2 separate regions of the Homo sapiens genome follow, and region 2 is linked to region 1. Evidence: read pairs that join two places in POLR2A ChIA-PET (ENCODE). Cell type or tissue: HCT116. All regions are shown on one strand.

Region 1 (2,500 bases):
GCGGTGCCCAGCCTGAGGGCTGTGCCTGTGGTGACACTGGCATGCTGCTCTGGGGAAATGGGTGCTGTAGGGGAAATAAGCTAGGGTTAGGGAAGTTTTCCTTTAATTTTAATTTTGAAATAATTGTAGAGCCAGGGGAGGTTGCAGAGCAGTGTTCAGGAGGTCCTATGTGCCCTTCCTCTGCTCCCCAGGGCCGGCATCCTTGTAGGATGCACAGCCAGGCCCCAGGTCCGTGTGATGACACGGCTGCCGCAGGCGCATGTGTGCGTGTCCGGCGCTGTGCAGTCAGGGTAGGGCCACCCCCACAGCCCAGGAGCAGAAGGGCCCTCACCCCCAAGATCTCCCTGCGCAGGTTCCTTTCTAGCCCTGCCACCCCTCAGCTCTGGGTCAGCATGACAATGTGGCATAAATGGGATCCCATAGCAAGCACCCTTCTGAGGTTGGCTTTTCTCCCTCAGCCTAATGCCCCTGTGGAAGGATCCGTCCTGTGTATCAACAGTTCATTTCTTTCTATTGCAGAGTAGGATTTGGTGGCATGAATGGAGCAGAGTGTGTGTCACCGTGCCCAGGTGAAGGGTACATTTTCCTTGTTTCAGATTTGGAGCTACTACAAATAAAGCTGCTGTGCACATTCTGGAACATGTTTTTTGCATGAACATTGGCTTTTTCTCTGGGATAAATGCCCAAGAGGTCACTTAGTTTTTTAAAATTTACATGTGTTAAAGGCACGGGGATGAGATCTGTGACACTGAAGGGAAATTCAGAGAACAGGGGGACCCTTTCTTCTGTTAATTCAAGGGTAGGACCAGCAGGTGGGAGCCTCCAGAGGGGCTCCTGGGAAGGGGTATGTTTGGCAGCCAGTTCTCCCGCACTGCAAAACTTCCCATCCTTGGTCTCCAGACCCCGAGCAGAGACAGCATGTGCCTCCCATACGCCAGCTTTCCAAGAGCACCTGGGTATACCCTGGTCACAGGGAGCCATCAGATTGACTAAGAGAAAAAGAAGTTCCAAAGTTTGCATATTCAAAAGATTGTAACCCTATTTATGCATAACTTGAATTATTTGAAATAATATTTCACTACATTACAAGCATGAGAAGAGAGAAACTTAATCATGCGTGAGATGCTTGTCCTGTCAGACTCTGCCGGCCAGTATGGCCCTGAGCCAGCTGTCATCCTCCCAGCTCCCCGCAGGCGGCACTGGCTCAGAATGGCATCTGTCAAAAGCCAGAGCCCACCCTCCTGTCTGCTCTGCCTTTAGTGCCCCAGAGATGTCCCAATTTAGAATCAGTTAAAAAAAAAAAAAAACAGTTTGCACAGACTTGTACTTCTGAGAGTAGACATGGCCAATGTCCATCTAGTGCATCTGTGCTGTGCGTCTTAGTGGAACCTGCCCAGCAAGGCTGAGCCTTAGGTGCCATCCCGGAGTTGCCCAGGTCTGGGGTAAGATCCAGGAATCTGCATCTTCAACCAACAGCGCCAGTGCTGAGGCATACGCCGAGAAACACTGCCTTGGCCAGCTCTGGGCTGCCACAACACACTGGTGAGGAACCCACCCCCCCTGCCCCGGACACACACATACCCTGCCATGTTTTGGTTCCTTTGAAGAGAAAGGAGTTGAGATGAGAGGGGAGGTGGCCCCTGAGGCCATGGTTGTACGGGCTGGTCAGAGCTCTCGAGTGGAGGGCATTGACCTGAGAGATGTCAAGTAGAAAGCAGCCAGGCAGAGCCTGTGCACCTTGGGAGAAATGAACTGGTGGGGCGGGTGGGGGGAGCCAAGGAATGGGTGTGATCCCTAAGGCAGGCAGCATGGGCGGGTGTGGGAGCAAGGGACTGTCCAGGGCCACATAGGCTCGGCCAGGAGACCCTGTGTCCCTTGGAGAATTGTGCACGAAACACAGACCACTCGCTGCATGGGATGAGCATACAGCCCTGCAGTCCTTCCCCTGCGCGTTCCTGGTGGCACAGCTTTCCAGCCCGGCTGTCTGCGACATATAGAGGCTTTTAGTGAAAGCATTGAGGGGGAAGGCACTAACTCTTCTGAACGCAGAAGTGACTTTGTCCGAGGCAGGATCCTGAGGGAAGTCAGAATGGTACGTGTGTGTGCCCGGCCCTGTCCGGCCCCCGCCCTGCGCCCTCTGCAGGCTGGCACGGTTCACATTAATCTCATGTTACCCCAGGGTCTCTTCTTTTGTACACACCACAGTTAGATTTTTGAAACAGATTTTCAGCCAAGCTCTCGAACACTTACATTTCTCTTATATATTTCTCCTATTTTTAGTTCATTTATCTTTTTTGCTATAAAACACTGTCGTGGTACAGTTGAGAGGTTTGTCGTTTCTAACAACGTGACTGTGCCTGGCTTAGGCAGGATGGCAGCTGATCTGGGGGTGGGGGTCTCCCACTGGGCTCCACGTCTCAGCTCTGTTAGGGAGTTACAGCTCTGTCAAGTCCCTGCCAGTTACGGAGTCGCTGCTCCTTGCGTACAGTGAGGGCAGTCA
Region 2 (2,500 bases), 60 kb before region 1:
GGAGGTGGCTGTGAGTTGGACCCTGGCAGGGAGCAAGACCCAGAGGCTGGTGGAGGAAACAGGTAGAGGAAGGGGAGTTTATTAGGGGGGTGGTGGTGCCGGGGGCGTGGCAGGCTCCGAGGCCCAGCTGGACACAAGGACCCAGATTCGTCTGGCCAGGCCTGGGCAACCCAGCCTCGACCACACTAGGTATGGGCTGCCCAGAAGAGGAGCCACTCTGCCCAGGGTGGGCTGCAGAACCTGATGGGCCAGAGTCCTGTCCTGGGATTGTTCCAGAAATCAAGGCTGTAGCTTGAGACTGGGGGCTTCCCCAGGTCTTCCACCCTGAGGGGAGAGCAGCTGGCCGTGGACACCACCCTCAGGGAGCTGAGAGGCCAGAGGTGGAGAGAGGCTGGGGGCCGGCTCTGCAGCCCCCAGGCCCCCACTGCAGCCCCCAGGCCACCCTTGGCTGCCGGCTTAGGGCCCTTGGCTTGCTCAGCCTATCTTTAGCCACCATGGCCTCGTAGGGTGCCCTGCAGCCCCTTCTTGGCCCAGGCGAGCCCTGGAGCAGTTCTTCACTTGGACAGGTGCATGGTTTACGGTGAGGGATTCAGCTTGCCAGAACCCGCATGCCCCTTGGAAGCCCCTTTTTCTGCCCCCAGCAGCTCCACTCCCACCACCGCACCCACCCCAGCAGCTAGTCTAAAGCTCTCTGTCTCCAGGGATGCTCCCAGCCCCCCTCCAGCAGATGGCCTTTCTGGAAACACCCTTAGGCTGAGCCTCTGTCCACTCCACTGGTGTAACCAACAACAGGGAGCTCCCAAGGACCCCACAAAAAGGCAGACATTGTAAGGGGGAAACTGAGGCCCAAAGTGTCCGGCAGCTTGCCCAGATCCCACGGGCAGGGAGCAGGAGCCGGGATTGGGCTCATTCCTTCAGCTGGCAACCGTCCATTTGTAGGGGCAGAGGCGGCAGGGACATAGCCTCCTGCTTGGAGCTGGGAAGCGGGGGCGGTGAGGGGGACACAGAGGAAGACTACCCAGCTCCACCCAGGCCTGCCTGTGGGGGCACTTCCTGCGGGATGCGGGGACTCTGATGAGACCCAAAGGAGGAATGAGAAATGTGGGCAGAGCTGGAGCCGGCCAGGGATGGGATGATCCCACAGGTGTGAGAGCAAGGGAGTGCCCTGTCCGCACCTCTGCTTTCTGGTGTCCCCACCATACCTTTCTGTTACGTCCCTTCTCTCCTTCTGAGAGGCTGTCCCATCCCAGCTGCACACCATTCTCATTGAAGTGAAAAGGCTGCCTCCCGACCCCAGCTGCCCAGGGCAGTCATCCACACCCTGGCTCTGGGCCATCCGCCCCTCTCGTGGTTCCTACGGTCCGTGTCCTCTGTGGCACCTCAAGTGCCCCCTGCCTGCCCCAGGGACAGCCACTCACTGGGCTCAGAGCCCCCTGACACACACACAGCAGGGGGCTTCGAGAGTCCAGGGATGCCTCCTGGAGTCACGGCTCTGCCAAGCTCCCCAAAGTTGACTTGGTGGGGGAGCTGGCATCCTGACTACATGGCCGTGTTGACAGGACCAGCGAGCAGCCTCCTGGTATCTGCTGTTAATCCTCATGACTGCTCTCAAACCTCTCAACTCTACTGAAGACACAGACACAGTCATGCCCACAGCTCCACAGAGAGTTCCTACCTAAACACCCGTGCAACCAGCACGTGATGAAGACACAGATATCACCAAGAACGGCTTGATGCCTCCTACAGAAGTGTCCATTGCATGTTGGAAGTTCCTGAGCTGAACAGCAAGGTTGTTTGCCATCTTCATCTCCCTAGGCAAGACTGCCCTGGAAGAGCGAGTGATGTGGATGGAGACAGGGAATACTGAGGTCTGCTGACGTCAGTCGATGGCGGCCATGTGGATGGACGGCGGGCATGTGGACGGACGGTCAGACATGTGGACGGACGGGCGGGCGTGTGGACGGGCGGGCGGGCGTGTGGACGGGCAGGCGGGCGTGTGGATGGACGGCGGGAGTGTGGATGGATGGTTTTGGTGGTTGACACCAATCCTGCGTGCAAAGGCTTGATGTGGGTTTTCCCGGGGTTCCCGTGGGGAGAAAATTCCTTCACAATGAACCAAATCCCGCTCCCACTGGGTGTTCCTCCTCCTCCTCCATCTTTTTCTCCTCTTTTGGCTCCTCTTATGACATCATAAGACATATATATTTGGTCTCTGTCCCCCATTACTGACACAGAGCTCCTAATCCCTTAGACTTGCCTAGGTGATGGGAGCATCTTTTGTTCCAATGAGGCAGCTCTTGCTGGGCTCCTGGGTAGCTCCAGGATGGGGGCTGGTCGCCAGCAAGACCAAGCCACGATGAGCAGCTTGACACTTCTGGCCTCACCCGCCATGCTCTGGGGAAGGGAGGGGCTGGAGACCAAGCCTGTGTGATGAAGCCTCCATGAAAAGTCAGAACAATGGGATTTGGAGAGCGTCTGGGTTGGTGCACGCGTGGAGGCT

The links. ChIA-PET counts read pairs that join two places held together with the same protein. Peaks named below come from ENCODE experiments on the same cell type or tissue, not always from the same donor. Only the 100,000 strongest peaks of a DNase experiment are listed, where the experiment ranks them.
Region 2: POLR2A ChIA-PET joins it to region 1 with 5 read pairs; 16 of 35 experiments call an interaction of 5 or more read pairs at or near these places.

What each region holds. Positions count from the first base shown.
Region 1 is chr14:105,012,008-105,014,507 of GRCh38, reverse strand. All of the region lies in intron 1 of CDCA4 (cell division cycle associated 4), which reads left to right. Among named protein-coding and RNA genes, the nearest start is that of CDCA4, 7.8 kb to the left of the region's middle. In HCT116, a CTCF peak has its summit at 2,132 (motif pointing left); no DNase peak of the experiment used is centred here; H3K27ac peaks cover 608 bases.
Region 2 is chr14:105,071,587-105,074,086 of GRCh38, reverse strand. No RefSeq gene overlaps it. Among named protein-coding and RNA genes, the nearest start is that of GPR132, 7.4 kb to the right of the region's middle. In HCT116, no CTCF peak of the experiment used is centred here; no DNase peak of the experiment used is centred here.